Linked DNA regions of Mus musculus: region 2 is linked to region 1. Evidence: chromatin loops called from intact Hi-C (ENCODE). Cell type or tissue: left cerebral cortex. All regions are shown on one strand. Each heading gives the region's core, and the rest is flanking DNA. Links, peaks and the distances in the headings are about the cores only.

Region 1 (15,585 bases), core at 2,809-10,808:
AAACTCGAGGCACGTTAAAACCCAAATGGTTTTCTCATGTAGGAAAAGTTGCCCAAACTTTAAAACCTTTTCAACTTTACAACTTTTATAAGGAAAATAATGTGACTGTCTTCAAAAATAGCCTGGAAAGACACTCTGAAGACAGAGCACAAACCACAGACAAAGACTTGACAAATTTGATTAAAGTAAAAACTAAAAAGTGGGGCTAGACAAAATATGACAGTACAAGCCCCAGACCAGAAAGAAGTGTTCCCAGTGTAAACAAAGGCTCTAATGAGCTTCTGAAACCAATAAGAAGAGACATCCAAAATAAAAATATATACAAAAGATACAAACAGGTCACTCACAGAAGAATCCCAAGCAGTAGGCAGACAGACAGACTTCCTTACTTTGAACGTGAAATGTCCCTCATGGACTTTTGAGGATAAAATGCTTGGTCCTCAGCTTCTGACCCTGTTTGGGGAGACAATGGGCCCTTTGGTGTGGAAGCATGTCTGGAGAAGGTGGCTGCAAGCCTTTAAGAATTGTAGCCTGGCCTCCTTCTTGCCTAAGCTTTATACTCCCTGGTTTGTGTGATTTAACTACTCACCTCATGTTTCTGCTGACACAGAAAGCAGTTGGTTCTGCTACCCCTCTGAAATGGACTCTACTTTCTATTCTGTGATCTCAGTTCTTCCTCTCAACTTGCTTCTGTCTTATTGGGTATTTGGTCACAGTTAAAAAGAGACATAGATAGATAGATTGATGATGATGAAGATAGATTAAAAGATAGCAGAAAATAGATGATACATATATAAATGATAGATAGATAGATAGATAGATAGATAGATAGATAGTAGATAGATGATACACAGATAGATAAATGACAAGTTGATAGATAATGATGATAGGTGATAAATAGATGATAGAAAAATACATGATAGATGATAGATAATGATGACATGATTGATAGATAGATAGATAGATAGATAGATGATAGTTAATGATAGATTATAGGTGGGTGATAATGATTGATGGTCTATAGATGATAAATAGATAATAGATGAGAGATACATAAATAGATGATAAGTAATAGATGATTGATAGATGATAGACACAGGGATAGACAAGCGATGAGAGATAGTAAATGATAGATTATCAATAGGTATATGGTAGTTAATGGAGAAATAGTAGATGGTTATAACTAGAAGACAGATGACAGACAATAGATATACCAAAACGATATACAATAGAAGATAGGTAAATTACATAGATTATAAATAGTAGGTGATAGATTAATGACATATATAGGTGACAGATGCCTGATAGATGATAGATGAATAGATGATAGATTACACACTGATTGATGGTTAACTGATACAGCAGATAGACATTAAGTAATAGATTCACGGCATATGTTATAAATAGAAAATAGACAAGTGATCAATCATAGATGGTAGATGGACAGATGATAGACAAGAAAATATGGATGATAAACACAGAGACAGTTAGAAGATGGAGATAGATCAATCGACAGAGGATAATTACATAGGTAAATAAACAAGACACTTATATGTAAATGGAAACATAACCAGCTGTGCTAGAATCAGGTCAATGCACTGAACACAGTGAGACTGAGTTCCTAATCTTTCTATTAGTACAAATGCAAAGATCTAACCATCCTACATGTTGGTGAAGCTGAGGGGAACCAGGCACTGAGTTACTGAACCATGTGGTTGGTGAGAGTGAGATTTAGTGCACCACCATCCCCCAAATAGCATCCTTCCAGATCTAGGACCAAAGGAGATGAACATGCCCCAGAAGTCAGTTATGCTAATATAAATGGATCCTTAATCTACAAAAAATTAAACAGATGTGCAAGAGACAACTGACCAGGAATGCCTACAACTATGTTTGATACGAAAATGTAAAATAACATCTAAAGATCCAGCAGTAGCAATGAGAGTACAAAAAATTAGCACTGTGCCTGAACATCAGTGACCTTCAAAAGCATGATGGTGGCAATGTGAGATGCAGATTCACATGTAGAGTTATGAACTCACACACAACACAGGGTGGGGAAGAAGCCAGTGAGAAAACGCAAAAAGTTCGAAGAGACCTGAAGGCCAATGCCTTCCACCCAGCTCACTTTTACATACAGTCTTACCTCATAAGTAACAAGCAGGTGCCACCCATGTGACAAGAGCACACTCACACACAAGCATGCTCACACATGAGCAAGCTCACACACAAGCACACTTACACACACACACACACACACAGCTTGTCTTCTGCTCTCTGACTTCTCTATATGCCTGAAATATTTCTTAAAATTCTTACCATTTTAAGAAAAATAAACATGATCCCTCCCTGGCCTTGAAAACTCGTTTTAGTAAAATTCCAGAAAAAGCAACCTGCGGGTCATGATTATTATCCACGCAGCCTGATGCTCCCTCGTCCCCTTTTTTCACAGCCTGAGACAAGAAGCAGATTATGATTCTCAGGACTCGACTAAAACTCTGAGAAGTAGTCAAATTAAGACCCACATAATTGGAAGGCAATAACGAATGGTCAACTTAACTTTTACCTACAGAGACAGCCAACGAGGTAGCCTGTCCTTTGTTAAACAAGAGCGGCAGCACAGATAACCTGGAAGAATGAACTCACAGAAGTGGATCAAAGGTGAGCCCAATAAATGTACTGCTCCCCAGAGACACCCAGCACTCAGATGGCAAAACACAGTGGGCATAGGAAATGACGAGAGACCCAGGAGATTAAAAGAGGACTTGCAGAGCTAACGTATGGTAATTAAAACACCCTCAGGGAACAAAGAAATGAGGTCTCGAAAGAAAGACTATAGACAGCCTTGGACAGTGATCCTAGAAAGGAAGTTTGGACACAGAATCAAAAGCTAATGGTAGAGAGTACAAACCCCAATTCTGCTCATTCACCACTGAACCCCAAAGTCTGTCCACTATTTTAGTCATTCTACCATGCCCCAAAATATCTGTGTCATACCACCTGACAATGACCCTGAAAAGTCAATTACTTTATTATTTGAGAAGCTTTTTATTCTTTCCATACTCAAGCAAAATTCAGCAGAGCTTTGAGAATGGTAGGTAAATGATGGCTTCAATAGTCACTGTCACTAGAGGCCCAGGGAAAGATGGGACAATCTAGTCCTCACATGCACTCAGAGAAGTAATATTATCAGTATCTATGGCAGTGGCTCTTAACCTGTGGGTCTTGACCTCTTTGGGGGTTGAGTGAGCCTTTTAAGGGGGTTGCATATCAGATATTCTGCGTATCAAATGTTTACACTGTGATTCGTAACAGTAGCAAAATGTACCAATGAAAACAATGTTATGCTTGGGGCTCACCACCACATGAGGAACTGTATTAAAGGGTTGAAGCATTAGGGCGGTTGAGAACCACTTGGTCTATGGCGTCAATGGAGAGAACCAAAGTACAGGGTTAAAGCTCCTGGGTTTCTCTGTGAGTATATGGAATGATCAACTACATTTTTAACACTATTTGGTCCCAAATGACTTCTAGCTCCTATTGGGGATATGGCATAGTGTTTAAAATCAGATATTAAAAGTCTAGTTGAAAGCAAACGACTGATATGCCCAACCAATAGACTGAAGTCGGGGACCCCTGTGGTTGACTCAGGGAAAGGCTGGAAGAAGCTAAGGAGGAGGTCAACCCTGTAGGAAGACCAGCAGTCTCAACTAACCTGGACCCTCGAGATCTCTCAGACACAGAGCCACAACCAGGCAGCACACATCAGCTGGTACAAGCACCCCACCCCCAACACATATATAGCAGAGGACTGCCTGGTCTGTTCTCAGTGAAAGAAAATGTGTCTAACCCTAGAGAGACTTGGGTCCCCAGGGAGTGGGGAAGCCTGACAGGGGAGCCCCTCCCCCCTCCACATCCTCTTGGAGATGGGGGGTGGGGTTAGGAATGGGAGGTGGAACTGTGGGAGGGTGGACCACCAGGAGGGGGTAACGATTGGATTGTAAAAATAAATAAATAAATACATACATACATACATACATACATAAATAAATAAATAAAAGCAATTTTTTAAAAGTCTGGTTGGTATCTTTAAACCCTTGATCTTGGTTTTTAACTCAAAGGTTTTTGGTTTGTTTTTGTTTTTTTTGTTTTTCTCAAACAAAATGCCAAAACAAACAAATGGCTATTTGGGATGCCTATGAGCCTACCAAAGCACATGCTGGCTTCCAGGCTACCTGACTACTCAGCTCTTCTAACCCGAGCTGCTACCCTAAGCTTCTTCAGCTCATAGGCTTCCCTTCCCCAGCTTCCCATTCCCCTATAGCCCGACAGGCCTCTTCTCTCCTTTTGTTTTTCTTCCTCTCTCCCCCTCTCTTCCTCTCTCACTCACCCTCCCCCCACCTCTCTCCTCTCATGGCCCAGTTCAGTCTACTGGTCATGTTTAGTCTACTGCTTTCTCTCCCTGCTCCGGATGCTTCCAGAGGCCTCAGGCTGTACTCCCCCTCACATCTACACAAGAACCTTCCCTCCAACCGTACCTCCGAGTGGTCATGTCCTTACTTTATACAATTTCCTCAAAAGCTCTTTAGTTTTCTCACCCGTAGCTGAATCTGCAGGTATGGTTTACAAATGACTAACCAGTTCTGGAAGCCAGCAGGAAATTTCAGTACCCCACAGCAGCCTTATCCTGTCCCAGAGCTGATGTGCACTCTAGATGGTCACTTACTCAGACAGCTATAAGGGGTGTGGCATGCATGCTGGCATCAGAGTTTGTCATGAGAGTGGGGCAGATTTCCGGGAGTCATGGTGCTTCCTCTTTCCCTCCCTAATTTGCACAGGTGTGTTTTTATTACTCTGCTAAAATTATAAGAAGCCTGGGTCATTTTTGTCAACATGGCATCTAGACCAGAGAGAAGTGGTCTAGAACATTACCACCCCACCCTCCGTTAGCTGGACAGTTGGGAAAATGAGCTAATGTAATAGCTAGCGCCCAAAGGCTGTGGTTTTCAGTGTCCAGGGTTTAATCTTTGAAAGCTGTGCACCTGGCAGGACAGCTGGTCATCAGTTGTTTCGGGGTTCAATCTGATCACATTATTCCTGATCCTGGTTTTAAACTGAGAGCCATGTTGCCTCCCCAGAATCTCTATCACCTGTCTCACCCACTCTTTTGCTTTGTAGCTTGGCTCAGACAGTTCCCTTCCCAGAGGCCAAGAAAAGTGTTGTGTAAACCCACTGGAGACAGCCACAAAGCCTGATGGAGTGAAATACCCAAGCCTAGCCAGAGCGTAGACTGAAATTTGGAAAGGAGAAGGACCAACTGTGTGCAGGAGAAAAGTCAACTGCGTGTACCGGAGGCCACTCCTCAACTCTCACCTCTACCTTCCTCTCCTACAACCCCACCCCAGCGTGAACACACACGCACGCACGCAAGCCCACACTCAGCTCACCCAACCCAGGGTGGAGCCAATGCAGTGAACTCCTGACGGCTGATATTCATAGTCAGGTGAGAAGACATGTTTGTTCTGTCAGGACCAAGCAAGGGTCACATCTTAACTGACTCATCTAGGGACAGAGGATGCCCTGCAGCAAGCGGCTGCTCCAGGACACTGGAACTGTGGGTGAATGTTCTGGACCAGGATCTAGTCCTGACAGAAAACCCAGGAGAAATGGGATCAGAGGCCCAGTTAAACAGCACACCAAACGGATGGCAAGTTTCTGAGCTCAGAACCAAAGGCCAAGACCAAGCCCAGAGAAACAGAGACTGCTCTCTGGAGGCCCTTCTAGGATCCTCTGAACCTGCCCTGCCTACCTCCTGAGACCAGAGAGTGAAACGGAAGGAGACCCTGCTGAAAGGAGACTTACCATCATGCTGGGACATCTCACCCATCTCATGACTCAGAGATGCCCAGGTTTATTCAGAGCGCCTGCCCAAAACCAACAAGAAAGGGCCATCTGTTCAGAGGGACATTCAGAAAGGAACAACTGTCTGGGTCAAGCTGGGCGGGGGGAAGGACCCCTTTGGTCCTTCCTTTGTAGGACCTGCTCCTCAGGGTCACTTCTCAGTGTCATCAACCTTGTCCTGAGCTTCTCCCTCAAAAATCAGACTTTAGTTTTTAATTAGACAAAAACCGAAGGTGACAGAAAACAGTCAATCCTGACATGATCTCTTTGAAGCCAAATGCTCACATTACTCAAACTGGGTGGGTTGGTTGGTTTGTTTTAAAGAAAAGACACTGAAGAGATGGAACAGTTAGACGGAGCATATACAAGACTGGATGGATGGCTGACGGACAAATTAAACACAGACAGTTTTGTTTTGTTTTGTTCAGTTCTGAAGATTGAGCTGGGGCCTCCCACATGTCCAGAGGCAACTGTATCACTAAAGCTATATTCCTTGCCCAAAGCTATAATTTAACTGAAAATTTTCATTATACACAAATGAGCTTAATAAACATGCATATAACTCAGCCATGAACTAAGAATTTCCTACATTTATAAAATGGATAAAAGCCCAACACTGACTGGAGCAAAACCTTTCCCCAGACCCCAGCGCATTAAAACCTACACACACACACACACACACACACACACACACACACACATATCATAGTGCATCTAACCCCTACCCACAACTCACCACCAAAGAAAATGTTGATTATCAAGCCCAAGGCACTCCCATGAACAGAAGAACACCCCAGGAAGTCAGCCCCTGGCTGTCATCCCTGACTGTCACCCCTGGCTGAGAAGAAGGCTTTTTTCTTTCTTGTTCTCAGCCCTGGGCCCACACACTGCAGGAGCTGCTGCAGCAGGATGCTTCGGAGTTGGCTTTAGAATTTGACTTGATTGATGTTATTTTCTCTAGCTCGAGCTATTCTTTTGAATCCTGTGCTGTGTCCATCGATGTGTAACCCTCATTTATATGTGCGCTGCTACCCACCCAGAAGCACAACTTCCTTCGGTGTGGTATATATACAAGTCTCTGTCAGTGAATCCAAGCTCTCATCAAGCTCCGTGATATCTCTGCCTTAATTTTACAGGAAGAACACATGGATGCCAGCCTGCCCTGCTGTTTCTAGTGCCTGCGCCCCGCGCCCCCGCCTCCCGCAGCAATTCCTTACCGTCGTCCTGCTGGAGCTGAGAAGGGACAGGGCAGGGGACGCAGGCGGCCCGAAGGCTCTGTCCAGGCCAGGGCAGCCGCAAGCTGGACTGGCATTTGCAAGTGGGAGGAGCGCGCGGCAATGCGCTTAGGGACTGTGATAGGTGCGCGGCGGCGGGAGGAGGTGCACTTGAGTCCCGCAGCGCAGCAGCGGCCGGTTAGTCAGAGCCTGGGTCCCTGGACCACAGAGCAGCGAGCTGCTGCGTTATGGAGAAGCAGCAGGAACCGGCTGCCAAGGTCCCGCCTCCCGAGTGCGCTGGCCAGAGCATCTTCCCTGGCACCAGCATTTGCGCAGATCCTCAGCTCCTCTAGGGCCGCTGCGGGCTGTGCGCTCTAGCCCTCCCAGGGGACAGTCTTGAAGTTAACTTTGAATTTACTGGCGGTGCAGGCCAAACCGCAGGGTCCTGCATTTCCCACACCCAGTGACCACCGAAAGACCACGACGCTCCAGGGGTGGGGGTGAGGCAGGGCGAGAATTCTCATAAGAAAGGTTTGTGCAAGGTCAAAGAACCTCATGGGAATGTGCCTGCATCCTATTTACTTGGGCAGTGACAAGGGTACAATTCATTTTCCCGTGTTGCAGGTTTGGAAATTGAGGCACAGGAAAGTTAAGAGGCTGGTGCTGGGTACCGCTCTCTGACACAGACCAAGTGGGAAAGGATGCGTTGGTAGAACCGAGGGAAAGAGACTAGCTGGAATAGCAGAAGACACCAGACCTTTCTCTGGCCTGAAACATGTCCATATATTTATGCGCCCATATGTGCAAGACTGCACAGTTTTTTACCAGTTGAATACTGCTGTAATTCAGTGGTCCTCAGCCCTAGCTGCACAGTACAATCTTTGAGAAGCTCCGAAGATGCACAGCTCTCATCCCAAGCAAGCGAAGGTCGCTTATTTTCCTTAAGGTCGTGTCTTCCATGTTCTCAGAACAATGAAGGTTCTCGTTTGCCTACAGTTTAGCACGCTGTTGTTTTTACAAAAATGCGTTCCTGGGCTAGGAATGTGGAGCAAACATTAGAACGACTGGAATCCGTGGCCCTAATGATATAGACTCCTTTCAGAGAAGGTGGGCAGGGTCTATGGATTGTGGGGACTGCGGGAGAGGAAAGGCTTTAAGTGATACACTGCCAACACCCGTGATTATTAAACTCCCACGCTGCTACTCTGTGCAGGGCTTCATGAAGAAGCTCAGTCTCCTAGGGTAACCAGGGACTGATGTAGAAGCAGAACTAAGATGTACAGAGGCCCCTGCAGCCTGGGGGCTGAATCTTCCTTCCAGGTTCAGGGCTAAGGCCACTACCCTCCACATCTGCCTCTCCCTCCTGGCTCTACCTGACCTCTGAGCAATCCCATCCCTACCTATCCCATAGTTTCTCAGCCAAGGTGACCTTGGTCTCAAACAAGTGAGGGATGCAACCAGATGCAGGGGTATTCCATTTGTTTCTGTGTTTACTTACAAAATGGTAAGTGGTGTCTCTGGATGGGCAAATGCCTCCTGGAGAGCAAAACTGTCTCCAGTTGAGAACCTACTCTAGTAGAAAGGTCAGGACCCAGGGACCTACAAACAGCCTTATAGAGTCGCTTGCTTGGGCATTTTGTTAAAGGAACAGATCTGACTCCTATAGCCTCTTTTTAACTTGTTCCACGTTACTGCTTGGCAGTTCAGTGGACACTTGCTTCTTTGGTCTCTGTCTTCTGTGCCAGAGGAGACGCTGGGGAACACCACCACATCATAGTTAAAGCCCCAGCCTAGCATGTGGAAAATGAGCAAGCAATACTGTTTGGAGCAATTTAACGAGATGAGGAGTGGATGGTGTCTGTGGTGTGCCAGCCGGGGTTGGCGAAAGTGGTGACAGCTGAAAAGAACGGACAATACTTTCTTTCATTGCTGACCTGGGCTTGGTCCTGGGACACAGAGGAAGTATCGCTTGCCTGCCTCTCACTCTTTTCAGAGAGCCTCAAGCAACTGCCAGCAAGATATTCCTGGCTTCTGAGCCAAGAACCTGGGCAGGGGCAGCGTGTGGCTGAAAGTCCCAGAGACCCATCAGAGGTTCTGTGAGGCCTAGAAAATGGTTCTCCCAGGGAAGCCATTATCCTAATTACAATGACTCTGCAGGGGAGGCTTCTCAGGCCCACAGCAGTTTTCTGAACCATTAAACACAGCTATGCAGTGGAACAGGAGAAGGGTCATTGAGACAGAGTCGGAGGATAAATTGGCTGCAGCTCAGAGTGCCTGGTGTGAATGCTGGATGCTAGGTGTCATGGACAGGAGGTCACTATCCCGAAGCCCTGCATTCCTGTTCCACCAAGGGACACCCTGCCTATGTGTGTTAGCGCTCCTCCACAGATAGGCTGATCTTTCCTGACCTGGCCAGGGACCTTTAGTCTGGTGGCAGAGTGGAAAAGGGTTCCTACCCTCCCTTTGACCCACATTGGTAAACTGTCACCTGTTGTAACGGAGAGGCAAGGCTGAGGCCAGTCATATCATATATGCAGACAAGTATCATTCTTGTAAGCAGGTGGGTCCTCAATGCCCAGGTGATGGAGTCCACCCTCTGGAAGGTCAATGTGTGTGACACGCACATACCACACACACACACACACACACACACACGCACATATGACACACATACACAAATATACACATATACCATACACACATACCACACACACACACACACACACACACACGCACATATGACACACATACACAAATATACACATATACCATACACACAAACACACACATATACCACACACACATAAGCAACACACATACGACAGACATACACACACATATACCACACACACACAAACATACTCTGGATGGCCTCCCTGTCCATGACACCTAGCACCCAGCACTCACACAAAGTACTCTGAGCTGCAACCAATTTATTCTCCATCCTACACTGGAGAAACCGAGGATCAGGTTAATGGAGGAAGGCTATATTTGGAGGTCTTTGGTTACCTCTGAAATGCAGAACCTTCCAGTCCTGCAGCCAGTAGGACTGAATGGTGTTGTGGATGCAGACTGTCGTTCCCTCCCAGAGACTCATGCCCTAAAGACCTGTTGGAGAAGCAATTGGATCCCAGGGACTCTGACCTCATAAACAGTTTTAGTCACTTGTCACTTGATGGCACTGAGAGATGTGGAAGGATGGAGGGAGTATGTCCTGGAAAGAGGGGGTGGTATATGTGTATATGGTATGTTTGTGTGTGGTATGTGTATCTGTCTGTCTGTCTGCCTGTGTGTCTGTGTGTGGTATATGTGTGTGTTTGTGTGTGTGGTATATGTGTGTGTTTGTGTACGTGTGCTTGTATGTGTATGTGGTATATGTGTATGTGTTTGCGCGTGTGTGTGTGTGTGTGTGTGTGTGTGTGTGTGTGTGTGTATAATATGTGTGTGGTATATGTGTGTGTGTTTGTGTGTGGTATATGGGTTTGTGTGTGTGGTATGTGTGTGTGTTTGTGTAGTGTGTGTGTTTGGTATGTGTGTGTTACACACATTTGTGTACATGTGCATCTGGCATCCATGCATATGCCAGAGGTTCAGTGTCTTTTCTCAGCCTCTCTCTACCTTATTTTTTCAGACAGTAGGTTTCTCATTCAACCAGAAGCTCACCATTTTGGCTAGACTAGCTGGTCAACAAGTTCAAAATCCTCCTGTCTCCACCCCTACAGCACAATTACAAACAATTAACCCCACCCTGGCTGAGTCAGGAGGCTCTAAACTCAGCCCTCATGCTTGTGTGTGCACCTTACCTACTGAGCCATCTCACCAGACCTTTCTCTGGTCATTGCTCTCAGTTCTGACTGCCATGAAGTGAGCAGTCTCTAAATACAACTCCTGCTGCCATGATGCTCTGCCTCACTTCAGACCAAGCAGAGGATCCAGCCAACGTTGACTTCTGAAACCACAACTCAGATCAACTCTACCTCCTTATAACTAGTTTCTATAGTTAGTCAGAGGCTAACTCACATGGGGGAGCATATTCACCCACTTTACAGTTTGCAATCTCATATATTATTTGAGATTATTCCAGAATGATACTGTTTTATGGCACGCATGAAGTCCAGGGACACTGAGTGTCCTAGTTTGATTTCCTGTTGCTGTGACAAAACATTCTGACTAAACCAAGCCAGAAAGGATGGGTTTCCTGGTCCCCACAGTTCCAGGTTAGCCCATCACTACCAGGCAGTCCAGGTGTCATGAGGCCAGGAGTTAGCCCCTCCCAGGCAGGCGAGATAGGGCTCCCAGTGGCTTTCCAGGTATCAGCTGCTGAGCTGACAGCTTGTTGCCTGGTGACAACAGCTAAACTCGTTCTGCTTCCTAACTTCTTGCCTCACCAGCACAGTTAGTCCCTTCACATCTTCAATCCCCAGCAGAGGACAGTGACTTTACACACATGCTAGTGCTCAGAAGGACCTTTCACCATTGCACCAGCCAGCATCCCCTACTCAAGGAGCAGCGCCACACACAGTAGAAGGTCTTCCCACCCCCAACAGACACAACCATGAACCAACCTGCTCTGGAAAATCCCTCACTGAGACTCTCTTCCCAGGTGATTCTACATTGTGTCAAGTTGACAATTAAAGAGAACCACCATACCGTTTACTTATAGCCAGTGGGCTAGCTATCTATACAGAACACCACCCTTGGCCTGAGGCTGTTCAGGCCAACATATCCAGCTGGTTCTGGATAGGAACCCTAAGATAAGTCAAAGATTTTCACATCTAAAATTCATCTGGAATCTTAGGATAGTGGTTCCAAGCCAGAGAGAGGCTACATTGGTTGGAACATGAAGAATTTAGCCAACCTTTGTAATCTTCCCCAGTCTGGAGGTTGGTTCTACCCTTCAGTTTCTTCATCTAAATGTCAGGTACCAGCTCCAGGTCACTGCAAGGACTATGGAAGGACCATGCAGTGGAAAGCTGGGAGTCTCCTGGGGGCCTTGCACTTGACTTTGCTAACATGTAACATTTGTTTGGTTTCATTTCTGCCTTTGCTACCAGGTGTCAATCTATGGACAAGAACTGTCACTATCTTACTAATGTTGTTTCTCCAGCTGCTGTCATAGTGCAATACCCGTGGGATGGTTAGTATAAATAGTCAACTTGACACAGAGTTACCTGGAAAGAGAGTGTCAGGAGAAATTGTCTGGGTCAGGTTGACTCATTGCATATCTGCTGAGGATTATCTTGACTATGTTGACTGAGGCGAGAAGACTCGACCACTGTGGGTGGCAGCATTCCCTAGGCACAAGTTTCTGAACTGTATGAGAACGAAGGAGGAGCCTACAAGATGGCATGGCTGCTGTTAAAGGTGCTTGTCTAAACTGGAGCTATGTGGAAGGAGATACTTCCCAAATGTCCTTTGACAGCCACACACATACATGTACTGTGCCACATGTGACCAACACACACACATAAACACACACACACACACATACACACACTGTAATTTTTAAACAGTGGACAACAGAAGCTAAATATGTACACATGAATCTGTTGCTCCCTGCTCTTCATTGTGGATATGATGTGACCTCCTGCCTCGAGTTCCTGAAACTTTGATTTCCCATGATGACAAACTATAACTTGGAACTGTGAGCCAAATGAAGCCTCTCTCCATTGAGTTGTTTTTGTCAGGGTATTTTTATTACAAGAACAGGAACAAAAAGTACAATGTGAGCACTCAGACAAGGGGTCCATGGATAGAGCAAACAGTGGAATACCAAATGCACTTACAAGAGAGTGATGGGTAGAACTTAGCACAGAGCCCAGAATGCAGTGAGCACGGAACACAATCGGCTTCATTTGCCATCCCAGGGCTCATTTTATTTTGCTTTTATAACAAAGGGTCTTTTGCTAGGAACATTGCTCAATGCGAAGATGATGCCATCAGTGGTGATTTGGGAACAGAGGATGGTAAAACGTCTCTCTCCCTGAGTACAAGCCAACAAAGGCACTTCTCATTGGTCTTTCCTACACTGCTTTAGAGGAGAAGATGGAAACCCTGATTCTTTAAAGCAATGTGGAGCAGGACAGGGGACATGGTTCAGTGAGTAAAATACTTGCTATGCAAGCATGAAGTCCCAGGTTCAGCTCCTCAGCGTTCATGTAAAAAGCTGGCTGCCGTGGCACTGGGGAGCCAAAGACAAACAGATCCCTACAGGCTCATTGGCTGCCTGGTCAGCCTTACTGCTCCAGGTTCACTGAAAAACCTCTCACAAAGTAAGGTGGGAAATAACTGAGGAAGGTATCCAGCATCATCCTCCCCCTGCCCTCCATAAACATGAGCACAGATGAGCTGGCAAACCCACACACATGTAAGCATGCACCTAGCACATGCGCACACATACACACACTGAGAGCTGTCTTTCTGACACTAGCAGTGAAACATACACATCCAGAGAACAGCAGTTTGGAGAATTGAGACTTAGTTCTAGCTGTCATTCAAATCCATGCATACCCTGGGCTTTCTATAGAACCATCTAGAAGTGGAATTGAAGAGCCGATAGCTGGAACAACTAGGAAAGAGTCAGGAAGAAGCCTCATTCCACAGTAACGAGCTGTTCCTCTGAAAATGCAACAGCCTTCACATCTGCGAAGCTGCCCTGTCACATTAGAACCCTCCTCTCAGCCTCTCCTAGAACATCTGCCACCCTCTCCAGAAACTCTTTCTTCAGAGCCACATGTCACTCTTGTCAGAAAAAAAAAAGCTACCTGCTGGCACCAGATGAGCTGGTGACGATGAAAATCAAGTTCAGAAAGATAAGGAGGTGTTTGGTGATTCTGCAAACAGCTGGGAGACAGATGAGACCTGCACCATTTGCACTAAGGGACACTTGTCTGAAGTGTACCAATTCTTTGTTAGCTTCATACATTGATCTACTTTTAAGGATAAGTACATGAATCTGAACCCCAGAACTCACACATACAAAAACAAAAACAAAAAAAACAAAAAAAGCATTGAACATGGTAATGAAGGGGTGTGACACCACCACTGTGGGTAGGGTTGCCAAGACATAAGCAGCAGCACATGTGTGCTTGCACATATGCATGCTCGCACATGCACACACACATGTACACATTCACACACATGCACATGCATGCACACATGCATATGTTCATATGTACACTTACATGATAGTCTTTCTTCCTCAGGAACACAGAGGAGCTCGAAGAAGAACAGCATGGAGCCAGCAGCTTTTCCAGTACAGAACCAGGATTCTCACACGGGGACAGCTCAGCACAGGATAACTGGTGGGTGCTAGAGAACTTAGTAAGATCCATCCACTGTTCTCTGTTTAAGGGTTAGAAGCTCTTGTGCTCACATAATGTGTGTGAACTTGGATCAAAACTAGCTAAAGAGACCTCCAGTCAGCAGACAACAGAGATAGCATCTTCCGTCTCTCCCACCGATCTGCATCAGAGGACTTTCCACAATGGTCAGTGGGATCCCTGTGCAAAATGCAGAAAGGAAGCCACAGGAAGAGGAAGCCCAGACAGCTTGTCACCCTAGTGTCCCAGGCATCTCCTGCCGCCACTGTCTCCTTCAGTTCTCTGTGGCTAGTCCACGTGGTAGATCACAGGAAGAGGCCTGACAAGAGGTTTCTTGTGGGCTCTCTGCAAAGGCTGAGATGACGCATCTACAAAAGCTGGGGTGAACAATGAAGGCCGGCAGCAGTAAAGAACATGAGATACCGCAGTGAAGAGGTCACAAAACATCACTTTGTGAAATCAATATACACTAATAAAAATTTTAACGAATAAAAAAGCAAAATGAGCGCCTGAAGATCCGCAGTCACATGCCAGAAAGCTGCAGCTTTCAAAGCACCGTTTACAGGCATCTGCGCAGCCTGAGAACCCACAGCCCAGAGTCAGCAGGATGTATTATTTACATCTGAAACTGAGACCCACCGGTGGCTGAGCCTGTGGCCTCTCCTTACCTCCAAGTGCAAGGCTTCCACGAGTTAGCGCTCAGCTCGCTTGTCACTGAGTGAGCAGCCCCTTGGGAGAAGGGGCAGGAAGAAGTGCCAAGACAGAGAGCCCATCCCTCTGTGTTCTCTCCTCTTACTCTGCCAGGCTGGTGTCCTTGTAGTGGCTGTGTGCACCATGAATAAATTAAAAATGCAACTGGGTGAATACAAAGAACACAGTTGTGGGGAGACTATTTTTGGTGGTTGGTCTTGACAAGTAAAATGTAGGAAAAAGAGCTAATCAAGGGCCATTTGGAAAATGCATGTAAGTGCATTTTTGAAGCAAAAATATTAATTACTATTATTAATTACTATAATAACTGAGTCGATCATAATTCCAAGTAATGGCATATTAATTCATTTCCCTATCACCTCACTCCTATAAAGCAGATAAGCATTGGCCTGTAGAACACAGCATCCTAGAAGCGAGGAATGAAGAGTGTTAATACT
Region 2 (15,585 bases), core at 3,455-11,454, 45 kb before region 1:
GACTTGCTGTTCCTCAAGGGCTTAGCTACTTAGGCTCTGAATTCCACTCACATAAGGTTACAGCTTCATTCATTGGCCTCACATTAGCTTGGAATTTGTTGTGTCTCTGTGTTTAGCTCATAACTTCTGCAATACTCTGGGGAAAACGTCTGTTAAGTGATTTAGTGGTTGACCAAGATCTGAGGGAGGATGCTGAAGGCATTAGAGCCTGTGGCAAATTATACTGATGTGTAAAGAATGACTCAAATAAATGCCACAGGACTTTTGCCTAGAAACATCTTAGACAAACACATTGCCCTCCTATGTACCCAGAAAGCAGAAAGTTGGTTTCCTCTTACCTCACAATACAATTCAGGCTAATATAGTACTGCTCCAAGCCATATGAATGAGAGCTTTGTGGGTACTTCAAAAATGTTTACAAAGGCACCAATTATATATTATAAGGGTTATACTCATTTAGTCTTAAGGTCCATAATCTTTGCACATGAGTCCAATCTAAAGACAGCCTAAAGTGGAGAACTTGCCCCTGTGTGGTTCCATTTTCTGAAACATAAATATTTATCAACCCACACAGGACATGGACCTGAGTCAGAGCAGTTTTTATTTACAACAGTTTAAACTAGAAAAGATTTGAATGTCCACACCGTGGAAGACGAATTAACACATTTGGATATTTTCGTACCATGTAGCGCTATTTAGCGACAGAAAAAAAATAATAAAATATGTTATACACAGACAGAGAGAGAAGTCTCAAAATGGTATTCTGAGCACAGGCACAAAGCGCTCATCAAAGGTGATTGTGTCTACACAGATCTAGAAAAGCTTTCCCTTACCCCCATTGTCTGGATGGACCACTGGCTGCTGTGGGTGGCTACAGGCGTCTTTGGGGAATTTGTGTTCAATTTGCTGTAGCTCATCCTCCTAGTGATTCATATTCACTCTACATACAAAGTAGTCATTATATCCAAAGACCTAAATTCTCAAGCCAGTATACTGTCAGCCCCATTTCAGAATCTCCCATCTCATGGGCATTATTAAATATCTGCCATGCTGGTAGACCCTGAATAGCTTGATAATACCAGGTGAAGTGAGTTTTTTTAAATAGTGAGGTCTTTCAAACTCTCTTTTGCACCTGAATCAGTATAACCCATCTGGAAACAAGCCGATATTTTTATATTAATATTGGAAATGTGTCTCTCCCAGCATCTCTGTCCTAGGAGGAATACATGTGCAAAGAAACTAGTCACACTAAGGAAACAATGTCTTCCGGACACATTAGGGCTCATGCACTTACAATTCAAGAGACTGACAGTACACACAAGGCCTGCACGAGTTCAAACAAGACAAAATGACACCACCAAAGAAGGGAAAAGCAGTTGTCTCCAATGGAGCATCACTGGACATATCAATCATACAACAGGGAGGGCTCAATGCTCAAGTGTAGTTCACCAAAACAAAATGGACACCATGATGTTTTGGTTGGTTAGTCAAATTTACTGGGTTTTCTGCTTGTTCTTTGGTGTGTGTGTTTGTTTGAGAATAAGACACACAAAGAGGAGAGAGAGAGAATAACATTGGAGAGGTAAGGAGGTAGGGAGGATTTAGGAAACGTCAGAGGAGAAAAAAATAATCTGATCAGAATATATTGCATAAGAGAATTTTAGTAAATTTTTGAAAGAGATAAGTCATGGAAAACACAACAAGGAGTGTCCACAGCACATAGACATAAACCGCTGCTCTGTCCATCAACAGTGGAGAGGGCTCGTTTTGGCAGATCCAGAGGAGAACAGACTGTCTTCATGTTAACCATGCAATGAAGCTAATCAGAACACCAGACAAACTTAGCCATCCTGCTTGTAAGCATAGTCCTAAGCCATATAACGTCGAAGCAAGGCGAGGTGCTGATCATCAGTTGTGTGTCCTGAGTCCCCTCATAACTATCAACACACGACACATACTTTGAGATTCCTATATATTTTACTTTTCTCATGTATAAGAATAGATTTAAAAAAATCATGCAGCAAATGTCAGTTTGAGGATAGTTTAGCACACATTAATTTTGTCAGTGGAAGTAAAGTCCAACAAATAATAGAACAGCATAATTCGGAATACTGACACCACCAAGCACTGGCTACTCTTTGGAGCAACACAGCTACTCTTCTGCAACTGGTGGGAAGGTGGACAGCCTGGCCACTTTGGAAGGCAATCTGCAGGCTACTCACAGAGCTAGTGCATTCTTCCTTTACAGTTTCTCCATCTGCCATGCTCTTTAGCACTGACCCAAAGGATTTAAACTCATCCGACACAAAGGCATGTGTATTTATAACAACTCTACTTACTGTAAAAACTGGCATAGACTGGATGACCCCTCAATAGATGAATGAATTTTTTAAAACTGCAGACAATGGAATAGTATTCAGCACTAATAAAGGAAAGGAATGAACTAAACTGGATCTTTCCTCCCTTGAGTTGTTCGCTCTGGGTCTTTCACCGGAAGCAAAAATAATGAACAGGGTAGCACCTCAGACCGCCCAGAAGTAGAATACTAAGGAAGAACAGCCAAGATGCTGGTGTAATAATTAATGTATCTTATCCAGAAACACCACCTGTATCATGAAATGACATTTCAGTCAACGACAGACTGCATACAAGCCTACCCCAGTAAGACTGTAATGAATATTATTGCCCAAAGACACCACAACAGCATCGAGACACACCACAAAGCTCACAAACCTAACATACTGCCCATTGTATAAACACACATGGGAGCTGGCGAGAGGGTTCAGTGGGTAAAGGGGCCCATCCCATGGGCAAGCACCAATCCGTGACACTATTAATGATACTCAGCTGTGCTTGCAGTGAGGAGTCTAGCGTGGCTGTTCTCTGAGAGGCTTTGCTAGAGGTCCAGCCTCAGTGTGAGGAATAGGAGCAGCTCTGCTTCGATAATGACTTGGAGTCAGCAGTGGATGCGAGCTGTCAGTTCAGGTGCTCTCTCTTTACCTGAGGATTCTCATCATTCCTCCATCTTCTCCTTTCTTCTCATTCTTGTTCCTTCCTCTAACCAGAGAGCCCGAACCCATGGCCCCTAAAGGCCAAGCAGAAGGCCTATTCCTCATCCTCCACAGCCTCATGACCACCTCCGTCCCTCATTCCTGAGAACTGCATCTGCTTCATTTATTATGGAGTGATTAGCTCTGATTAATGAAGGAAGTATATTCCCCAGAAAGAGAGATTGAAAGTAAAACAAGAGACTGCACACCAGCTTCAGGGCAACGGCAACCGTCAGCACACGTGGAGATCAGCACCCTGGTAATGCTCCTGGGGCAGAAACCGTGGCATAATGCCCCTTTAGCAACCACGCTGGACCAACTAGGCTCCACCCAGCAGCTGATGCAGACAGATGCAGACACCCACAGCCAAAGAGTGGATGGGGCTTTTGGAAACTTATGGAAGAGTTGGGGGAAAGATTGTGGGCCCCAAATGGAATATGAACTCCACAGGAAGACCAACAGAATCAACTCACCTAGACTTTTGGGGCTCTCGGAGACAGGAACCATCAGCCAAAGAGCATACACGAGCTGGACCTAGGCCTGCCACACATATATACAGCTTGGTCTTCAAGTGGGTCCTGAACAACTGGAGCAGGGGCTATCCCAAAAGCTGTTGCCTGTATGTAGGATATGTTCTTCAAGCTGGGCTGCCTTGTTTGGCCTCAGTGGGAGAGGATGCACCTAGCCCCACAGAGACTTCATACGCCTAGGGGAGTCGGGGATGGGGGTTCCATCCTCTCAGAGGAGAAAGGGAGGGGGGAAGGATTGTGGGAGGGAGAGACCAGGAGTGGGAGCAGTGAGCAGGATGTAAAGTAAATGAAAAAAGTAAAATTTTTAAAAAAGCTATACTTTATCATGCCATAACATATAATGCCTTATCATTCTGTAACATGTAATATATCCAGTGTTAGCCACATTTCCCAACTGGAAAAAGAGGTTGCATAAAGAGGCCAACCACCCCATCGTGGAAAGATCTCCTGGCAGCATACTTCTTAGAACAAACTCCATGTTGGGTGAGGTGGTTGTGCCTGTCATGTGAATACCAACAGCAGCAGCAGGCAGGGCCCCAGCTGGGAAAGGGGAGGAGAGGGGCAGGCTGCTGTTGGCATTCTCTGTGGGTCTCACAGCACAGAGGCTCAGCGCATGGGTAACATTTGGGTTAAAGTAATTACTCCTTAAAATTTACTTATATAAGAAAACTCATATACGCCTATAACTCTAAGAGCACATCTTTACGCATCGAAAAATTACACATACTCAAAGCCTTTAAGAGGGTTCCACAGCCCAATCTCAGCACTAATCATCTCCAGAAACCTTAGCAGATGACTCCTTAGATATGTTTTAAGACCTGGAAAACAAGCAATGTTCCGCTCAAGCTGGGACTTTTTTTTTTTTTTTTTTTGAGAGCACTGAAAATGAGGCCTGGCATTGCAGCAGTTGGCTGACACAGCTGGGCTCGTTTTCCCTATGTAACTCTGACAGTAAATGGGCTATGCCTCAGGTGAGGATCCACGGTCCCCAATGTCACCTCGGTGGAGAAGAAGACAGACACGGGCTATCAGTTGTCTGCTGACTCAAGTCATAGGTAAGGATTCATCCCTGAACTAATGGCAGGGAATCCACAGTAGTTGGGCGTCATTAGGCAGCCAGCCAGCAGCACGTTCTGCCACAGCACAGCTCCTAGCTGGTCAGCAGGCATCAAGGAGGAAAATCTGGGGAGAGGAAGGAAGGGCTCGTGGGAAATCACACCCAGTACTGAGACCATAGGGAACTCCTCTGTGTAGTCATGAGGCAGGAAGGGGGAAACACACTGTTAATCATTGATGCTGTGCAAATGCATTATGGTATATAATATGGAGGGAGATGTGTGTGCTCCATGCTAAATTCACCCTGTAAAAACCCTCTTATTGACAGTAGGTTGCCTTATTTCCTGGACACGTTTTTATCACTTACTTTGTTTTCAGAGGTGTCAACTTAAGGTTGTAAACTGAGTGGTTAGCGTCAGAAGGTCGTTTGCCCACCAACCACATGTCATTATCCTTACTCCAGGAAGGATTCGGTTTCCCTTAGGCAAACTGCCACCAACACCTCTGACCCCTCACACCCTCCCGTCTTTCCAGGTTGCTTGTTTTATAATTTTCCCACCTTCATAGTTCCCCAAAGCCATGGGGTATAGCTTCATTTCTATCCATTTTTATCTCTGGAGATATTTGTATTTAATACTGATAAATGTCCCTAATAAGGTTGTAAGACACTCTGGTTCCAAACTCTAGGAAACATCACACTGAAACCACACCCACGCCTCCATGAGTGTCAGGGACCCTGTGGAGGAAACGCACCATGGCTGACTTTCGGTGCAAAGGCATAGTGCTCTGAGATCTAAGCCATGTCCAGCTGGAGGCTCTAACATATCAGCAAGGGGGTCTCAGAAATCACCACCAAGGGTACAAAAAAGCATTCTGAGATCACATGTGTAGATATGGACGCTCGTTAGGAGGAGCCTTCAGGACTAACTCCTGAGCAAGGCCGTATAGCAGACAGCTTGTGCTACCATAGGATGTTTCCTATGGAGCCACGCCCACCTTTCAGTCAGTCTTCTAAACCCAATTTCCCTGGAGCTTGCAAAGGCTCAGTGGGCTCATTGGAGCTGGCATTACTTCCCCGCCCCCCATGCTGATTAACTTGGAAACCTTAGAGCAACCACAGGCTCCGAGTCTCACCACAGGAGGCTTCTGTGAGCCCATCCACCATTGGCTTTGCTCTTCCCATCATATGTCAAGACGGAGCTGACCTGGTGCCTTCACCACAGGCTCCTGTGACAGCATCTGAGAAGGTGGCAGGTTAACCACGTAGGAAAACCCTGCCTTAGCATCCGATCTCCACACACCCAGACCTGACAGGGCAGGGACAAGGGCAGTCGGTCCTTCTAAGACCCGGTCTTGACTGTCTGCTCAGGTGATCACAACCACATTTTTGAGACTCTGTGTTTCTCTTCCCTGTTTTTGGAAATCTAGCTTAGGTAGGTCCTGGAACCCTGAGTCTGGTTAGCGTCTACCAGTATAAACCCTGTGTGCCCCCTCCCCAATACCACCTGGGCCATTGAGCTCACTGAAAACAAACAAGCCATCAGCCATGCACAAGGCTCTTGATGATATACACATGCATATTTCTTTCTACACTGTGGATGCAAAGGTATGGGATTTTAAAGTGTCTCTAAACACTCCACCCTCAATGGAAGAAAGGATTTGCTTTGAGGGTTTCCAGCTTCAGGGGGTGCAATCCACGGTCATCTGGCTTCTGCTAGGTGCTAACTAACACAGCTTGAAAGTCTTCACTAGGCACTGGTGGTCCCATCTCCAGAATAGCTCCTTGTGTTGGCCTGAGTCCTGCCACAGTTCTGGAAGTGTTCTTCAGCCCGACTGCTTCAGACTCATTCTCTACAGCTAGCCTCAAGTCTGAAATGAGGCATCTCTTGCAGGGGCCTCTAATCCCTCTTGTTTGAGTCCCACAGGGTAGGCAGCAAGGGTCTGCATGATGAAAGACCACCCACGGTGTCTAGGATTATAACCTAGATGACAGTAAGGGAGGGTCTCCAAGAGAGAACAAACCATGTGCCAAACCTAGTATCTCCCAGTCCGGTTCTAGACAAAGCTTCCAGCCGACCAACAGACCCTGTGTATGCATCTCCTCTCAGCAGCACCCACTTCTCTGGTTCTAGACTGTAGTCTCCCCTCCCCCAGCCTGAAACCTGCTTGCTCAGGGGTGGAGCTTCCTGCTCATTCGTTCTGCCACGCCCACTGCTAAAACCTGCTGAGCCACACACGTGCACCTTTCTACTGGATTATTCGGCAGGAATCGGGTCCCCTCCCCCTTCCTTCATAACTGAGTGCCGTAACAGTAAAATTTGAGCTTTGATCAGAATAACTGTCTTGGCTACATTTCTTTCTCTCGCCACCTAGCCCCTCTTCTCTTCCAGGTTTCCAAAATGCCTTTCCAGGCTAAAACCCAGGTTGTGGTCTGCTGGCCGAACACAACACTAGACCCCATTGCTCAAGTGTTTTGCCTCATTCCATACCTGCCTCAGCAGGAGGGAACCCCTACGATAGCTTAAAGTCACTGTCAGAAGGTGTAATTATTACTGTACTGGGGATTGCTGTAGAGTGGGTATCTCACTCTACAACAAAATCATTGCACAACAGAGTCTTTTTGTTTTGGGCTTGTTTCTTCAGTTTTTAGAAACTTTAAATTTTTGTGCATGGCCATGGAAATATATTCACAGGCTACAAAGAAAGAACAGGAGTCCCAGTGAAACTGAGATTTGAGCTTTTCTTCAACTGCTCTCTGCTTGTTCTGTGCACGGCCAGGGAGGCTTTCAAATTAGCAAAACATCATGAAAACTGCTGATTCATGCTCCACAGCCAGGAGTGTTATTCCTGCATTGGTGCACAATTTCTGTTGCTTTCTCCCCCCACCCCCACCCCGGAATGTAAGCATCATTTTCAATCCTTTGCTAAGGCAAGCCATGTTCCTGTTAGCAGTCCTTATATGTCATTTCATTGGTGCTGGCAAACGCCAGCAAAGGGAGAGGGGGGGTTGGCCACCAGCATGGGGGGTGGGGGTGGGGATCATTAGCTCAGAGGATAATGGGAGTGTAAGACTGCTTGGCTATCGCTAACACCCTACACACCTTCTCAGAGGAACGCTTAGGGTGGTTTCCATGATGACAACTTGATCAAATCAGATCGATTTCCCCCGTGATCCCTTTCTCTGTATGATTCCAAAGTACTGTTGGCAAACCTGGAACTCACACAAAGTTGGAAGGACAAGTGGAGCAGGCACTGCCCTCACTGCAGGTTGCCATGGTCACCACCAACAGCAGCAGCCAGAGAGAGACCTGGCAATGGGTTCCAGCCCCAGCTTCCTCCCCACTGCCTCAGCCACACGCACAGCTCCACGGCCACAATGAACCTGCACCTGCACCTCCAAGGCCCTGGCTCCCCTTGCAGCTGAAGCACATGGCTTTTCAGTGTGGAGGCTGCCAATTCACCTCTGATCCGTTAGCTCTGCCTCCTCAAGCTCCTGCTAAGGTGGCAGGAGCCCATTCCTCCAGTGAACTCCTTTCCCACGCCCCGTGGGTCTGTCTCGCCCTAGAAAAGAGAAGTGTGATGTGGGAAAATGACCTCTGCTCGCCATAGGAGGTCAGAGAGGTTCATTTAGGCTTGGGGGTAAGAAAACCTGTGAAACCCTGACCTCTGACAATGCAGGCCCAAGCTAACTTTACATGTCTCATTTCTTGTGTACTGGTCAGAGCTTGCCCAGAGGTGCCATGAGAGATCGTCCTCAGAGTGGGCAGGGCTGTCTATGCTGGAAAGTTGTGGCCAGCTATTGCATGATTTAGACTAGGGGTGGGAAGTAGTTCGGTTTGTTTTGCTCTCTCTTTTCTTTTTTAGCTTGAATTCAAGAACATTCGTCTCTGAAGGTGCAAACCAGGTGCCTGTGGACACCTTGGGTTGTGTTCTTAAGGTGCCCAAATAAAGCATAGTCATGACTAGTTAATACCTCATATTGTAGGCAATAAAGCCCACAAGGCCTCAATCCCAGACAAAGAGCTACAGGCAACTAGAGAATGCTGAGAGTGGGGGAAATAGCCTTCCTCAGGAAGAGCACACAACTGGTTCTCCAATACCAACTAGAAACAGACATGCAAATCCTATCACATGGGTTGAGCAGGTTTACTTTATGTTTTTAGGAAAAAACATATTACTGATTATATAATATATTCTTAATTAAGAAGGAAGGGAGATGTGATACAACTGTATTATAATTCCCACCCAATTTTTTTTAATATACACAACAGATAGAGATCTGGAGCCACTGGTCCTACTGCCCCTTGTTCAGCTTCTGCCAGCTCTAACTGCCACCCCTCCAAGCTTCCACACACATCTGCCCCACAAATTAGAACCTGTCTATGCCCTATCCGCTCCTGCTTTATGACAACCACTTACCTTGCCTAAGTCATCTTGGTAGTTGGGAAGGGAAGCTCTGGCAACCATCGTTTCCTGTGTTTCTGGCTAACACAAACATCCTGGTTCCTATGGTTATTTCAGAGATCTCAGCTACCCTCTCCACAGGCCACAGGTCTACTTCTGGCTCTTAAGTGAGCCCCTCCCTCTAATGAAAAGCTCATCTACTGGTTCACTGCTGCACAGAATACCAAAACAGGGCCCTCTTAAAGACGGGATTCTGCCCTTCCCCTATGAAGTTCGACTTTTGCTATAGGCTTTCTGTACACACTAGTTAAGGTTTACAGTTACAGTCTACAGGAACCAAGTCTCTCTAGACTCATAACAGATCCACAGCAGCAGAGTGGTATCAGGTAGAACAGGAAATCCATGTAAGTCCGGCAAAATGGCTCAGAGTGGGTCAGAGTCAGTAGAACCCAGAGAACAAGGAACATTCCAGAACGTCCCAGGAAAAGCACCAAAAGATGCTTCTGCTCCTGTAGTCAGAGATAACCCCAGACCCAACTTCTGTCCTGTGGAGCCTGACATCTCAGGCTAACGGTCATTGATTAGCCAGGAACAAATCAAAGCCTTCAGAAGACAAAGTAAGGGAAGCCTGAGAGGGCCTTGACCTGAGGCTTCTCAGCATTTATGAGAATACAGTCTTTTCTTTATAAATATCTCAGCCTCAGGTATACTGTTACAGCAATGCAGAGGGCCTAGACACCTCTCCCAAAAGTGCTTGATTCTAGATGAACCATGTGACAAAGGTCTGGCCAGTGAGGAAAGGAATCATGTTCAGTCTACCCATCTGGTTCCCAGAGAGAGGAACAGGCTATTCTCTTGACCAATTTATCTTTCTTACTTGTGGGAATAGATTATAAAGATTTTTTTCTGTTGTCATATTCTTGATTTCTAAGTTCTTTCTCTGTTCTCTAGCTGTTTTTAATGTTTTACTTAGTAATATTGTATGTGTGATATGTGAGGCTGTGAAGACACATGTATGTGCCACAGAATACATCCTGTGTGTCCTGTGTATGCGTGTGTATGTGTATGTATGTATGAATGTGTGTGTATGTTTGTTTATGGTATGTGTAGTATGTTTGTGTATGTATGTGGTATGTGTAGTATGTTTGTGTATGTATGTAGTGTGTGTGGTATGTGTGGTGTGTATGTGTGTGTGTGTGGTGTGATGTGGTGTGTGTGTGTGTATGTATATATGTGGTGTGTGTGTGTGTGTGTGTGTGTGTGTGTGTGCGTGTGTGTGTGTGCAGACGCACACATTTGGAAGTCAGAGGATGACATCTGTTAATCACGTCTCTCCTTCCATTGTATGGGTCCCAGGAATCAAACTCAAGGCCTTAGGCTTAGGTGGCAAACCCCTTTACCCACTGTGCCACACTGCCAGCCGGAATTCTCGTTCTTTTTTTTTTTTTTTTTTTTTTTTTGTGCAAGACAGGGTTCTCTGTAGCCCTGGCTGTCCTGGAACTCCCTTTGTAGATCAGGCTGGCCTCAAACTCAGAAATCCACTGCCTCTACCTCCCGAGTGCTGGGATTAAAGGCATGTGCCACCACGCCTGGCCTCCGTATTCTCATTCTTAAACACTTCCTCTGCTTGTACTCTTCATGTCCTTTCCATTGCTGCAATAAACGCAACCAGAAGCAACTTGAAGAGAATGTTTCCGCTTCCAACCCTTGGTCACATTGCATCCCTGAAGGAAGTCAGAGCAGGAAACTGGGCGCAAGGACTGAAGCAAAGGCTGTGGAGGAGTACTGCTCACTGGCTTGCTCCTCACAGCTTGGTCAGTTTGCTTTCTTATACAACCCAGGACCAGGGTTTGCCCTGCCCATAGTAAGCTGGACTTGAGCACATCAATCATTAATTAAGAAAAGTCCCTAAGGATTTGCCCACAGGCCAGGCTGATGGAGTTAATTCCTCAACTGAAGTTCCCTCTCCTTAGATGATCCTAACTTGTGCCAAGTTGACAAAAAAACTAACCAACACATTGACCCCTTGCCAAGTCAACGCACAAATACATCACTCATAACCTTTCTTTTTTAATTATCCCCAAGATCTTATGTAAGTAATATGATATAAAATGGTATAACTTTAAAACTCTCATGGGGTTTAAATTTTCAGCACTTAAAATCCAAGTTCTCTGTTTTAAAAGGTTTTAAAAGTCCAAAGTCTCTCATCACAGGCTCCTGTAAAATCAAACATAAGTTAAACAGTGCTAGAGAAATGAGAGAGATGGTTCAGTGGTTAAGAGCACTGGCTGATCTTGCAGAGGAACCAGGTTTCATCCCCAGCATGCACTTGGCAGCTCACAACCACTGTCTATAACTCCAGTTCTAGGAGATCCGGGGTCTCTTAGCTTCTGCAGGCAGTGTATATGTGTGGTGCACATACATGTATGTAGACAAACATAAAATAAAATAAATTTCAGGTGGGGGTGTGTAGAAATGTCTCAGTATAAGAGTAATTACTGCTCTTCCAGAGGACCTGAGTTTAGTTCCCAGCACACCCATAATAGGTAGCTTTACCAGTTCTTATAATTCTAGCTTACCATGCTCTTCTGACCTCAGAGGGCAACTGTACACACACACACACACACACACACACACACACACACGCATGAGAACACACACATGCACACATGCACACAATTAAGTTACATGTTTCTCATTCCAGAAAGGAAGGACCAAGGCAAAACCAAATGGAGCAGCATAAATACCTTAGTGTCTTCTGGTGTCTGAGGCTCCTTGATCATGAGAACCCAGGATCTACTGGGTTCTCCTCTGTCTCACTCTGCCATCTGCACATGTGGCTTCCTTCTAAGCTCAGCCGAGTGTGTAGTTCCACTACATATCTTCTGCCATACTTGATGGGCATCTGACATCTCCATTGTCCTAGGGTCTCCACGGGCTGCACCTTCATAAATGGCTTCCTGGCCTCTCTTCAGGGACTCCCACTTTGCCACACAGCCCAAGCCTCGTCTGTTCTCCATAACCCTACAGTCCTGGGATTTTCACTGTTACTGAGACTGTTTCTTCATCAGTGTCCTCTCCAGGCCTCCCCCTGTGCAAAGACTCAGCTGCCTTCCATGACCCCCTCCATTCTGCAGTTCAGCTGCCAGCATCAGATGCACCCTTGGTCCCCTCTGGGCCCATCACCATCACCAGGGAGAGAGGGAAAGAGGGAAAGAGAGAGGGAAAGAGGCAGGGAGGGAGGGAGGGATATAGTGAGGAGGGAAGAGAAGAAGGGAGGGATAGAAGGAGGAATAGAGGAAGGGATGGAGGAAGGGAGAGAAGAAGAGAGTTATGGAAAGAGAGGGAGAGAGGGAAGGAGGGATAGAGGGGGGAGGAGTAGAGGGAGGGAAGGAGAGAGGGAGAGAGCTCTAGGAGGCTATAAAATGAGTGATAAGCAAGCTTGCAGAGTTAATGTGATCTAACCCTGCCAGGCCTCTTTTAAGATACACACATTTAACCATAATCTGAATTCCAGGCATAAAGCTCGTAGGTGACCCTCAGAAAGAACGTATGCTTCCCTTGGCAAAGAGTTTCTACTCTCTAAGACTCTGAATAGGGTATTTCTCAGGTATGGGGTCTCCTCTTCCACATTCCAGAACCAACAAATCACACACACACACACACACACACACACACACACACACACACACACACACACACAAAAGCATTAGCTGTTAACAGCTCACTTCTGGCACCATGGTTTAGTATAGTATTTGAAATCTCAAAACAGAAAGAAATGAGTAGAAAGTCTTGCTTGGTTCTGGTGTTGTCTCTGGGAGACAGATCTCTGGAACTCACCACCCGGTTAATATGGAAATGGGCTGCTCCTGTCTGAGGCTCCTCCCTGTCTATTGTCACCTGAGGCACACAGGTGTCCCAGTACATGTGTGGGACTCAAAGGACAACCTCTGGCGTCACCTCTTGCCTTCCACCTTGTTTGAGGCATTGGCTACCTCGTCTACTGGGCCAACTGGCCCTCAGTTTCTGGGAGTCTCCACCTCCCATCTCACAGTAGAGAGGCTAGGATAACAGACATGTGCTTCTGTACCCAGCTTTACAGAGGTTCTGGGGATCCAAAGTGAGGTCCTCTTGCTCGAGTGGCAAGCACTTTATCCACTGAGCCATGTCCCTGGCACCTCTTCTGGCTTCTTAATAATCCAACGCAGACCAGAGTCTGTCATGAAGCAGAGGCTTACAGGATAAGATGCCTTGGGAGAAGATGGAGAAGCAGTCTGGACACCACCCCCTCCTATACTCCAGAAGTGGTTACCACAGGGAGGGCGCTGTCCCTACACCAGGATGGGTCAAAATGTACCCGGTGAGAGAAACAAGCTGAGAGCAGATAACACAGGGAAGGCTGTTGGTGGGAACAGTTTTTGCACTAAGAGAGAAAGCAAAAGACAGAACTGGAGAGGAGGAGGTCTAGAGAAATGCCAATACAAACAGGGAGAGCAATCTTTATACTGAAGGACTATTCTAGAGGGCATGGGGGGCCCTGGAGCTGTAGATGGATAAGAGATGATGGTAGGAGCCTCGTTGGAGAGGCAGCAAGACTGGCATGCAGGCAGGACTGGGCCAGCCTTCACAGAGAGGCGAGGCATAGCTGGTGGGTGAAGGATGAGAGAGCCTTTGGAAGCTGGCATCCTGCACGTCCATGCACAGTCCTGCTGCTTCCAACTTTTGTTTGGTTTCTGAGACTGGCATAGGAGGCAGGCAGCACGGAGCATGGGTGCAGAGAGTCAGTGGCTGCACCCCGTGAGACATGGCAGTCACGCTAACGCCAGAGGGAGACGCTTCTGATTCATCCACCTTAGACACATCAGAGACCCGGGATCCAAGCTGTTCCTCTGAAACGGATAAGTATCAAAGACCCCAAAGGCACAGTCAATTCGTAATATTAATTTCTTAAGCTCAAACAAAAGGAAACTACACCCGAGAGAGAATAATTCCAGAGGATAATTGCCTACTAATGTCTGGATTTATAATTACCAACAGCACACACACACACACACACACTGCTCCATCAGATGTTGACTGCCCCAAAGTCCTCCAAACTGTAGTTTTATGGCTCTGTTTCCATAAAATGTGAGAATCGAGAAGTCCTCGTATCTTCTGAACATAAGCAAGGATCTCCAGCAGTACTTTTCTAAGCATACAAAATCAAAGCCAAATTAAAAAAAAAAAAAAAAAAAAAGTTTTTCTGTTTTTCCAGACACAAACGCCAGTGGAAAGATAGCAAGATAGTACAATTTAGGCCATACATGTATTACTAGCTTCAGAGGAGCTGAAAGTTAGAACCACTCACACACATTATGCTGCTTATAACTTAATTTTTATTAAAGATAAATATCATTAATAAATCATAAATACATATACCCGCTCCCCAAGTACAGTATCAGAGCCTCATACAGGCAAATGACAATTCCAAACTCCATTCAGTGACACTTAATTTTTTAATCCTTTTGGAAATCAAATTTGACCACAAAGTGTCCGCAGCTGCAGATGAGTTGTTTGCAGTCATAGGAGGCATGTTTTTGTTTGTTTGTTTATGTGAAATGAGTCAGCTCTCCTCCTCTGATATTTCCCTGAAGCAGAATGTAAGCAGCGTCTGGGCTCCCCTCTGTGTGGGACAGAGAGATGGCACTGGATGACATCCAGGGCAGGGTGAGAAGGGCCTGGTGGTCTGAGCCCGCAGGTATCAACCTGAGCATCTGGTTTAGCTTCCCTTCTGTTACTGTGACAAAATCAACTTGGGGAAGAGAGGGTTTATTTGGCTCACAAGTCCAGGTTGCAGTGTGTTATTGCAGGGAAGTCAAGGCAGGAACATGAAGCAGATGAGCACACCACAGTCTCACAAACAGAGAGGTAAACACGGATCCTTGCTTGCCCTCGGCTGGCTTTCTCCTCTCGTACTGTTTAGTATACCCTGCCTAGGGAATAGTGTCGCCCACAATGAACTGAATCTTTCTACGTCAATTAATAATGAAGAAATAATTTCTCATTAAAACTCTCTTCCAGAGTTAACAGTTAGAAATACCCAGCACAGCATCTGAACTGGAGGCACCAGGCTCTGATCCCCAAGACCCCTGCAGGAGGTAGTAAACCACATGGTGAAAAACAACTCAACAGGGGGCTGGAGAGGCACAGTAGGGGAGCCCTGATAAGCATTAGGGCTCCATCCCCAGCACCAAAAACCACAAAACAATATCACAAAAAAAGCAGGTATATGACATTTGGCCACAAAATCCATTTTCTACTTGTATTTAAAAGTGTTATGCCTGGTAATTAGAAAATGCTACTTTTAATGGACTTAAAACCTTTTGCTATTGTTACTTTGCTTCACTCTGACTTGCTCCTGTCAGGCTTACACAGCCCTTCTCAACTCTGAGCTTGGATGGTTTCACCCTTCACCTCCAGGATCAGTCTAAGGCCGGCTCTGAGGGTCTTATCCTGGGAGTTAAATTAACAAGTAGGGAACTAGACAGACCTGGGGCAAGACCCTG

Evidence for each region. A loop is a pair of places that touch in the nucleus more often than their neighbours do. Peaks named below come from ENCODE experiments on the same cell type or tissue, not always from the same donor. Only the 100,000 strongest peaks of a DNase experiment are listed, where the experiment ranks them.
Region 2: it touches region 1 in a loop (1.9-fold over the local background); 5 of 42 quality-filtered maps call a loop at or near these places.

Annotation. Positions count from the first base shown.
Region 1 is chr16:96,272,612-96,288,196 of GRCm38, reverse strand. It overlaps B3galt5 (UDP-Gal:betaGlcNAc beta 1,3-galactosyltransferase, polypeptide 5), which reads right to left and starts at 7,165. Exons shown (of 3, transcript NM_033149.3): 1 at 7,119-7,165. In left cerebral cortex, for the core only: a CTCF peak has its summit at 7,228; DNase peaks (open chromatin) are centred at 6,823, 7,248 and 9,070; H3K4me3 peaks cover 1,084 bases; H3K27ac peaks cover 771 bases.
Region 2 is chr16:96,318,670-96,334,254 of GRCm38, reverse strand. B3galt5 (UDP-Gal:betaGlcNAc beta 1,3-galactosyltransferase, polypeptide 5) reads right to left here. Exons shown (of 3, transcript NM_033149.3): 3 at 14,397-15,585. Among named protein-coding and RNA genes, the nearest start is that of Gm41510, 26 kb to the left of the region's middle. In left cerebral cortex, for the core only: no CTCF peak of the experiment used is centred there; DNase peaks (open chromatin) are centred at 7,449 and 7,920.